Regions from separate parts of the Homo sapiens genome. Here all the other regions are linked to region 1. The links are chromatin contacts, found by Hi-C or POLR2A ChIA-PET in ENCODE. All regions are on one chromosome and are shown on one strand. The core of a region is the stretch at or near the end of the contact, and the rest is flanking DNA. Distances in the headings are between cores, read along the strand shown.

What was found. A loop is a pair of places that touch in the nucleus more often than their neighbours do. ChIA-PET counts read pairs that join two places held with the same protein, here RNA polymerase II (POLR2A). Pooled maps may share reads with other maps.
Region 2: a loop to region 1 is called in a map of naive thymus-derived CD4-positive, alpha-beta T cell, with 14 times the contacts of the local background. The contact joins the enhancer-like site here to the promoter of URM1 in region 1. A Hi-C loop is called at or near these places in 1 of 168 maps with a recorded cell type or tissue (naive thymus-derived CD4-positive, alpha-beta T cell) and 7 of 50 pooled maps. POLR2A ChIA-PET finds 5 or more read pairs at or near these places in 2 of 52 experiments (common myeloid progenitor, CD34-positive and naive thymus-derived CD4-positive, alpha-beta T cell).
Region 3: a loop to region 1 is called in a pooled map, with 2.3 times the contacts of the local background. The contact joins the enhancer-like site here to the promoter of URM1 in region 1. A Hi-C loop is called at or near these places in 2 of 37 single-sample maps with no recorded cell type and 3 of 50 pooled maps. POLR2A ChIA-PET finds 5 or more read pairs at or near these places in 1 of 52 experiments (HepG2).

What each region holds. Positions count from the first base shown.
Region 1 is chr9:128,370,002-128,373,212 of GRCh38, forward strand. URM1 (ubiquitin related modifier 1) reads left to right here and starts at 1,373. Exons shown (of 5, transcript NM_030914.4): 1 at 1,373-1,414. The coding sequence starts at 1,380. RefSeq lists enhancers at 1-544, 545-1,408, 1,472-1,571.
Region 2 is chr9:128,901,205-128,904,475 of GRCh38, forward strand. The region is part of intron 2 of LRRC8A (leucine rich repeat containing 8 VRAC subunit A); the gene reads left to right. Among named protein-coding and RNA genes, the nearest start is that of PHYHD1, 18 kb to the right of the region's middle. RefSeq lists a silencer at 2,537-2,709. Within about 2 kb of position 1,632, at least 22 of the 41 ENCODE cell types and tissues checked have a DNase peak (open chromatin) inside an H3K27ac peak, as active enhancers do.
Region 3 is chr9:128,926,776-128,930,054 of GRCh38, forward strand. It overlaps PHYHD1 (phytanoyl-CoA dioxygenase domain containing 1), which reads left to right. Exons shown (of 13, transcript NM_001100876.2): 4 at 263-421. Among named protein-coding and RNA genes, the nearest start is that of PHYHD1, 7.4 kb to the left of the region's middle. Within about 2 kb of position 1,301, at least 5 of the 41 ENCODE cell types and tissues checked have a DNase peak (open chromatin) inside an H3K27ac peak, as active enhancers do.

The DNA of each region.
Region 1 (3,211 bases), core at 123-2,622:
CAGCTCACTGCAACCTCCACCTCCCGGGTTCCAGCGATTCTTCTGCCTCAGCCTCCCGAGTAGCTGGGACTACAGGCGCACGCCACCACATCCAGCTAATTTTTGTATTTTTTTAGTAAAGACAGGGTTTTGCCATGTTGGCCAGGATGGTCTTGATCTCTTGACCTCGTGATCCGCCTGCCTCGGCCTCCCAAATTGCTGGGATGACAGGCGTGAGCCGCCGCGCCCGGCCTGCCCTGAGCCGCCGCGCCCGGCCTGCCCTGAGCTTTTGCAACAGGCTCCAGTGGTCTCCGTGTCTCTTTCCTTATTCCCCTCAAATCATTCTCCATATTGCAGCCAGAAATTATATTTTAAAACACAATTCTAAAATGTCACTGTCTCCCAAAACCCTTCAGTAGTCTCCCACTGCTCCTAGAGACTGAAATGTTTACCTGCTTACAAGGCAGGGGTTGGCCCCTGAGCACCTTTGCAGCTCCCTCTCTAGATGGATGAAAGTCAGGCTCCCTAACTTCCACCTTCCTCTCCATGTTCCAGCATGTTCTCACCCAGAGCCTCTGGGCCTTTTGTCCTCCTCACTGGAATGCTCCTAGAGGTTTCTCTCCCCTCACAGCCACCTAGTTTACTCAGGTTTTAGAGCCCAGCAAGTCCAGTCTACTCAGTTTTCTTTTTGAAGTTCCTATAACTTCAGTTCCTTTATTTAAGTTTGAGGTTGTACATGTCTTAGTATGCTTATTTGATTACAGTTAGTCTCCCCGCTAGACTGTGAGTGCCCTAAAGGCAGGAACCTTGCCCATCCCCTTTACCACTAGCACCGATCAAAATGCCTGGCACAGGGAGGCGCAATGAACAGCTGTTGAACGAGTGACTTCCAAATCGACAGCAAAGGGGGCGGCTGGATAGCGAGTCGCCCGCTCAGGAGAGATTCTGGGTCGGAAATAAAGATCTGGGAGTCATTTATAATTCCAACCAGACGAGTAGATGGGCTGGCCCAAGCGGTGTGTAGACTGAAGAGATTCTAACTCATGCAAGATAAGCAGCTACGTGGCTCACGGTCACGTCGCAAAAAACCTGGGGGCTCTCCTCCGCCTGCTTGTGGTCCCGTACAAGGCGCTTCCCACCCTGGGTCTCTGAGCCCAGTCGGTGAAAGACGGAAGGAGACCGATTCACAGCCCCAACAGCGCCGGTGATAGTCCCTCTGCCACCCCTTTCCCTCCGCTGCCCTCCCCTCCCCTCCCCTCCCCTCGATGACTTCCTCCAACAGCTGACGAAGCTGGATCCCTGGGCACCGCCTCTTCCGTCCGCGGCACCCGGAGACGCCCGGAAATTTGCGGGCGCGCCGGAAGTTGAGGGGAGTTTCCTGCGAGCTCGGCTTCCTCAACATGGCTGCGCCCTTGTCAGTGGAGGTGGAGTTCGGGTGAGTCACAGAGCTGGGGCGCCGTGGGGATGGATTGAAGTCGTCGGGCCCAGAATTCCTTTCCTTCTGCCGTGGGGCCTGACACGGCCGAATCACTGGGTGTCCCAGTGCCCGCTGTGAGCTACGCTACCCGCCTAGGAGAGTCTGAGAGGCCAGTCTCTCTTGGCAGTGAGGCCGTCTGTCCGGAAATAGAGGCGCACATTGGGAGGGAAATGCTCTCTGTGTACCACTCGGTGCCCTGTGCTCCGCCGGAGTCGGAGGTCGTGACTGTTAGCAGGCAGCCTCTCTCTCTTCTTTTCCATTCCTATCTCGGACCAATCCCATCTGTTTGGCATCTGAGCTCCTAGAACCTAGAAGGACCACCCTCCACCCGCTGATTTCATTCTTTGGGCAGCAGTTTCTTTTTACACTGTTATTAAGGTCTTGTTTCTCGTGGGATGTAGTGGCCAGGGCGGGACTTTTTTCTTTTTCTTTCCTAAGACTTGGGGATGGTAAACAGACCTGAGCCTCCTTCAGGACAGTCAGTAAACTTGCTGATTGCCTTCTGCAGAACTGGAGTCAGGTGGAGACACGGGGACAAATAAGAAATCACACTGAAGGGAACTAACAGGGACAGTATAGTATACACAAGATGAAAAATGCAGAGATTGGGACACACACCAGTTACTGAAGAAACACAGAGCAGGGAGGAAGTCTACCCAAGGCACTATTTGTGCTTCCTACAAACAGGTTTGTCATATGGTTTCAAAGCTGAGGGAAACTGCAGAGCTTAGAGAGAAGGCAAAGAAACAGGCCTTGAAAGATGGGTGGTGTACTTTACAGTATCACGTGGAAAAGAGGAAATAGGTAGGGATGTGTGTGTGTGTGTGTGGAATAGGTAGGTGTGTGTGTGTGCCTGTGTGTGTGTAGATAAGCCAAGGTCTATGTGACAGGAAAAGTCTGGGATGGGAATCTAAAACCTCTGCCCAGTGCCTTTCTTCTCATTGGATGCCTCCCATTTCTTTCATGTTTTCCCTTAATTGGGTAGTTCATTCACCAGCCATTTATTGAGTGCCTACCATGTGCCGGGCAGCAAGCCAGACACTGAGGATACAAAGATAAATAGAAGTCTGTCCGTGCCCTACAGCGTTCAGCATTTCTGCCCCTTAGAAGGGGGGTAAGTCTCATGACTAAGTGCATTTTAATTGATATTGTCTGGCTGCTTGGATCCAATTAGAACTGTATTGGTCTGGACTCCTCACTGTTTTGCCTCACTGACCCTTGGCCCAGCTACACTCCCCAAAGCCTGGGATTCTAGGAGGATCCCTGCTTCCTTGACAGGCCTCAGCAGAGCTGGAAAGAGAGAAGCCACAGACTGCTGTGTTAAGATTTATCTGGGCCAGGCATGGAGGCTCATGCCTGTAATCCTAGTACTTTGGGAGGCTTGGGCAGGAGGACTGCTTGAGCCCAAGAATTCGAGACCAGCCTTGGCAACATGGGGAGACTTCATCTCTACCAAAAAAAAAAAAAAGAAGATTTATCTGCAGACAACTTGCCTTTCATCCTCATGAGTCAGACATGGTCTTTGTTTATCAACAATGTCTCTGCTAGGTACTGTGCTAGCTCAGTGGGGAAGTCATGTGAGGAAGATGGGGCCATTGCTCTCCAGAGCTTACAAACCAGCACAATTGCCCTTTTTCTGACCCAATCATCTCTAACTTCAGTCTCCCTTACCTCCAAGAGCAATAATGACCCCTGGCAAGGCAGGACAACATTCCTCCACCCACCCACCCACCCACCCACCTTCTATCACCTCCT
Region 2 (3,271 bases), core at 382-2,881, 530 kb after region 1:
CTGTAATCCCAGCACTTTGGGAGGCCAAGGCGGGTGGATCATGAGGTCAGGAGATGGAAACCATCCTGGCCAACATAGTGAAACCCCGTCTTGACTAAAATATGAAAAATTAGCCGGCCGTGGTGGTGGCGCGCCTGTAGTGCCAGCTGCTTGGGAGGCTGAGTCAGGGGAATTATTCGAACCTGGGAGGCGGAGATTGCAGTGAGCCCAGATCGTGCCACTGCACCCCAGCCTGGCAATAGTGTGAGACTGCCTCAAAAAAAAAATTTTTTTTTACCCTAGTGTGGTGCTACATGCCTACAGTCCAGCTACTCTGGAGGCCAAAGCAGGAGGATTGCTTGAGGCCAGGAGTTTGAGACCAGCCTGGACAACATAGCAAGACCCCGTCCCATTTAATTAAAATAATTCCATGGCCTCCTCCCAGCAGCCCTGCGTGGTATCATGCCCACCATGTATGTGAAGAAACTGAGGCTGCAAGCAGTGAAGAGCTTGTCCAAGGTCCCACAGAGAGGCTACCAGAGTCCAGGCCCACACCTTGGTACTGGCTTCCCCTCTTCATCCTCGGCAAGAGCCGTGTGGGAGGGAGCCTGCCCCTGTAGGGGGCAGGCAGGTGGCTCTGACCACCCGGCTGGCTCCTGTTGGGGTGGGGCTCCTTTCCCCACACCCTTGGGAACTCAACCCTGGATTTGGTGCCTGCACCCTCTTTCCTGATCTCCCCCGAAGCCCCATCAGAGAGGGGCAGTGACTTTTCCAGAATCACACAGCAGAGGACAAGGAAACGGGTGCAGCTGGGGGTGACCCCTCCAGACAGGTTACCCTTACCAGGGGTAGGCCCAGGCACCAGCCGGGCCAGGCCTGTGAGAGACTCCAGTCCAGGCCCTTCTCAGCTCTGCAGCCAGCCCCAGGCTCTGCCATTGGAACCCCAGGGCCCTCCTCCACTCCCCAGACACACTCAAACTGGAGAGAGGAACCTGAAGCAGAAGTCCCACCTTGATCATTTTTTTTTACCCCCGCTGGACCTAGCCAAGGGCTGAACAGAGTCCGGATGTTCCCAGACCAAGCACGGAGTTGGGGCGGGTGGTCAGAATCAGACCTGATTGGGACGGTGTTTCCTGCCTTGGGCAGGTGGTTTTGCCTCTGTGAGCCTCAGTTTCCCTCACCTGTGTGACTGAGCTGGGAACACTTCCTGCCTCAGAAGGAGGAGTCTGGGTGGTACAGACAAGCCCCAGGTCGGCGGGGCTGGGGCGGCTCCTCGCAGAGGAAGCAGGTGTTTCTGTGAGCGAACACACCCCACTCCCTGAACACGAGGGAGGTGTTGCAGTATCATTGTCACCACATCCTGCCCGCTCAAACAGCCGCGCCCGCCCTGGCTGTCTCATTCCAGACTTGGGGGCAGGCAGGCTGCTGCATGCACCGGGCTCCTCTCCTCCCTCTTCTGTTCCCCAGTCTTTAGGTCCTGGCCCTGGATGGGGACTCCAGGTGTCCACATGTCTCAGTGGAGGCAGCTGTGTGATTCAGAAGCTCTCCCAGTGCCACTTTCTTTCCCAGCAGTGTAGGTGGTGCGTGGACCCACCTGGTCATTAGAGGGCCCGGGCCTTCCTGTGGGGCGGGTGCTTGCCCTGGCCCGTGAGTCCTGGCATCACTAGGAGGACTGACTTCTGGCCTGGAGCTGCCAGCCCAGGGCGGGCGGTGGTGTCTGCTGGCCCCTTTGTGACCTGAGCGCTGGTAATGCTGAGGGGCGGGGAAGCTGCACTCCCAGTCCTGTTTCTCTTGGCACCGCCTGGGTGAGACCTTGGGCAGGCGGAGGGCAAGTCCCACATGGTGGCGAGGACCTGAGCCCGGTGGTAGAGGGACAGGCCTGCTGGGTTTGTTCTTACTCTACTCTGCCCCTTAATAGCAGGGGGATGTTGGCAGGTGATGTCACCTTCCTGAGCCTTAGCACCCCCATCTCTGGGATGGGGCTATAGAGGCCTGGCCTCTTGGGCATCAAGGATGACCCTAGGAGGGCCTGCAGGGGAGGCCTGCCTGGTGCCTGGCACACTTCCAGGCCCTCAGCACTGGCTGTGGCCATCATCACCCTTGCTGAGTGCCCCATTCCACCTGCCTCACATGGGGTCCTGCTCTGCCTTCCTCCTGTCCTCCCCATCCAGCATAGCCTAGAAAGATTGGGGCTGGGGAGTGTTTGGCATTTGCAGAGAGGTGCTGTTCTTTTTTTTTTTTTTTTTTGAGTCGGCACCTCGCTCTGTCACCCAGGCTGGAGTGCAGTGGCGTGATCTCGGCTCACTGCAAGCTCCACTTCCCGGGTTCACGCCATTCTCCTGCCTCAGCCTTCCAAGCAGCTGGGACTACAGGCGCCTGCCACTATGCCCGGCTAATTTTTTTGTATTTTTAGTAGAGACGGAGTTTCACCTTGTTAGCCAGGATGGTCTCGATCTCCTGACCTCGTGATCCGCCCGCCTTGGCCTCCCAAAGTGCTGGGATTACAGGCGTGAGCCTCTGTGCCTGGCCCGAGAAGTGCTGTTCTTAAAGAGTTCCTACCTAGGCCGGGCACGGTGGCTCACGCCTGTAATCCCAGAACTTTGGGAGGCCAAGGCAGGTGGATTGGTTGAGGCCAGGAATTCAAGACCAGCCCGGCCAACATGGCAAAACACCGTCTCTACTAAAAATACAAAAATTAGCTGGATGTGGTGGCGGGCGTCTGTAATCCCAGCCACTTGGGAGATTGAAACATGAGAATCACTTAAACCCAGGAGGCAGAGGTTGCAGTGAGTCAGGATCATGCCACTGCACCCCAGCCTGGGTGACAGAGTGAGACTGTCTCAAAAAGGGAAAAAAAAAAAGTTTGTTACTATTCTGGTTATTAACATTATCAGTAATCAAAGAAAGGTGGCCCATCATCTGGGCACCCCTGTTCCTCTCCTAAGAGAGACAGACACATTTGACACAGGCATTTAAAACTTGGTTTAGATAAAAATCTAGGTTCTGGGTTACAGTGTAAAGTAAAAATTGAATGTAAAGTAAAAGCACAATTTGGCCAGGCATGGTGACTCACACCTATAATCCCAGCACTGTGGGAGGCCGTGGCAGGTGGATCACCTCAGGTCAGGAGTTCGAGACCAGCCTGGCCAACGTGGCGAAATTCCGTTTCTACTAAAAATACAAAAATTAGCTGGGCGTGGTAGCGTGTGCCTGTAATCCAGCTGCTTGGGAGGCAGAGGCAGGAGAATCATGTGAACCCAGGAGGCGGAGGCTGTGGTGAGCTGAGATTGTG
Region 3 (3,279 bases), core at 51-2,550, 560 kb after region 1:
CTCAAGTTATTGCCCGCCTCAGCCTCTCAAAGTGCTGGGATTAGAGGCATGAGCCACTGCACCCGGCCTCACTACTTGTTCTTCCATTCAAGCAGCCAATATTGATTGCTCTTTGCTGGGTGCCAGACTCCATGCCTGGGGTTGGGGACAGGGCAGCAAACAAGATACCTGGTCCCACCTTCACACAGCTGCAAGGTTGAGGGAAGGGTCAGACAGGAGCATTTGCAGACTGGGGAAGCCTGAGTCTCAAGCCTGCCTGCAGTTCCAACAGGATGGATTCCTGGTGCTGGAAGGATTCTTGTCTGCGGAAGAGTGTGTGGCCATGCAACAAAGGATTGGCGAGATAGTGGCTGAAATGGATGTTCCTCTCCACTGCCGCACAGAATTCTCCACCCAGGAAGAGGAGCAGCTTCGAGCCCAGGTAGGTGTCTGGGGCACATGAGGATGGGATGTGGCTTTTGAGGGAGGGCTTGGTCCCCGGCCAGAGCAGCATCGTGGAAGGGAGGATCCCAAGGCTCCAGGGTGTCAGGCCAAGCCCCTTACACACCTTTCCCTCGCTCCTCACTGGGAAGTTATCAAGTAGGCTTTATTGTCCTTTTTTTTTTTCTTTTTTCTTTTAAAACAGAATCTCACTCTGTTGCTCAGTCTGGAATTCAGTGGCGCGATCTCAGCTCACTGCAACCTCCGCCTCCCGGGTTCAAGTGATTCTCCTGCCTCAGCCTCCTGAGTAGCTGCACTTACAGGCATGCGCCACCAGGCCCGGCTAATTTTTGTATTTTTAGTAGAGACAGGGTTTCATCATGTTGGTCAGGCTGGTCTTGAACTCCTGATCTCCAGGTGATCCACCAGCCTCAGTCTCCCAAAGTGCTGAAATTACAGGCTATTATTATCCCCCCATTAGACAGTTGGGGAAAATTAGGTTCAGATCACTTGCCCCAAGCCACACAGTTAGTAGTGGACAGAGTCAGGATTTCAACCCAGATCTGTCTGATACCAAGTCCCTGCTGTTCCCAGCTTGGCTTTACTTTCTGTTTTCCGGCTGTTCTCTGGTCACCGAAGGCCACTTTGTGGCCAGCCACCTGGAATGAGCACAGTGGTCTGGATGACCCCCACCTGTGTAACTATCCCCCATGAGACTAGGAACTCAGATTTTCTCCCCCCAGTGACCGAATAGGTCACATGATAGGACCCAGTACAGTTTGCAATGGGTAAATTGAAGACTCTGGGGTCTCCCACACCGTTCTCTTGACCCTTCCTAGTCAGAGTTTATTATGAGCCTGCTTGCGCCTGGGCCAGGTGAGATCCTGGCACTCACGCCGAGGAGCACCTGCCATCTGGTGGGCATTAGCAGAAATACAACAGCCGGAAGCCATCCCAGGGAATGGGAAGAATGGGGTCTTGAGAAGGAAAAAGAACCAGTTAAGGAATGACAGTTTCTTCCAAAAAGCTGGTCTCATTTGCTGCACAGCTGCCTTCCATTCGGGGGGATACTGGGGGAAGCAGAGACAGCTCCTGCAGCCAGAGACAGGCAGGCCACTCAAGGGTTCCTAGGAGTAAGAAGGGCCGAATCCTGTGCCCTCCAAGCTGCCTTCAGAGACTAATGGGTTGTGGGGTGGGAAGAAAGTGAGAATAAAGCTGATATATTGGCCGGGCGCAGTGACTCACGCCTGTAATCCCAGCACTTTGGGAGGCCGAGGTGGGTGGATCATCTGAGGTCAGGAGTTTGAGACTAGCCTGGCCAACATGGTGAAACCCTGTTTCTACTAAAAATACAAAAATTAGCTGGGCCAGGTGATGCATACCTGTAATCCCAGCTACTTGGGAGGCTGAGACAGGAGAATCGCTTGAACCCAGGAAGTGGAGGTTGCAGTGGGCCAAGATCATGCCACTGCACTCCAGCCTGGGCAACAGAGCAAGAATCCTGTCTCAAAAAAAAACAAAAACAAAAACAAAAAACTGATATATCTTGGTTTATAATGCATGCAAAGAAAAGAGCTTGGCATGGTGCCCAGCACTCAGTAACATCCTCAATATTCACTCTTGATACTGTGAGAAAAAAAAAGATCAGTGGGCGTCCTGTTTCATTTTCTTGGGTTACCTCCAGCTTTCCTTGTTTGAGTTATTTTACAACACTGTAAGTTGGATAAAACTGATAATAATGCACATGATACTTGTCCAAGTAGGGGGTCAGTACCACTCTGTTCCAATCACGTTACCATGAACTGGGTCCTGGGGAATGCAATTATTGCCCTGTGGATAGAACAGTTGGGCAGCTGGGTGTGGTGGCTCATGCCTGTAATCCCAGCAGTTTGGGAGGCCAAGCAGGGAGGATCGCTTGAGCCCAGGAATTCGCAAACAGCCTGGTCAACAAAGTGAGACCTGTCTCTACAAAAAAATTTTTTTAAATTAGCTGGGCATGGTGGTATATGCCTGTGGTCCCAGCTACATGGGAGGCTGAGGCAGAAGGATCACTTGGGGCCAGGAGGTTGAGGCTGCAGTGAGCTATAATCATGCCACTGCACTCCAGTCTGGGTGGGTGATAAAGAAAGACCCTGTCTCAAAAAAACAAAACAAAACAAAAAACAGTTTGCATCTATCTCTAAATTCATTTCAAGGGCCAGGAGTGGTGGCTTATACCTGTAATCCCAGCACTTTGGGAGGCTGAAACAGGCAGATCGCTGGAGGTCAAGGGTTCAAGACTAGCCTAGGGAACATGGTGAAACCCGGTCTCTACCAAAAATACAAAAATTAGCTGGGCATGGTGGCAGGCGCCGGCGGTCCCAGCTACTTGGGTGGCTGAGGCAGGAGAATCGCCTGAACCCTGAAGGGAGAGTTTGCAGTGAGCTGAGATTGTGCCACTGCACTCCAGCCTGGGTGACAGAGCGAGATTCTATCTCAAAAAAAAAAAAATTCATTTCAGTTTCCTTAGTATCTACATACGTGTGTGTGTAATTCTTGGAATTCTCCTTTGAACCAGTTGTAACATCTTACTGGTTCCCTCATGAAATAACGAATTCAGTAAAATATTTGACATATGCTTAGCATCATTACCTTTAATATTTTTACCATCCAGGCATGGTGGCTCAAGCCTATAATCCTAGCACTTTGCAAGGCCAAGGCAGTGGACAAATCACTTGAGCTCAGGAGTTTGAGACCAGCCTGGGCAACATGGTGAAACCCTGTCTCTACAAAAAATACAAAAAAAAAAAAAATTAGTCGTGGCCGGGCATGGTGGCTCATACCCGTAATCCCAGCACTTTGGGAGGCCAAGGCAGGCAG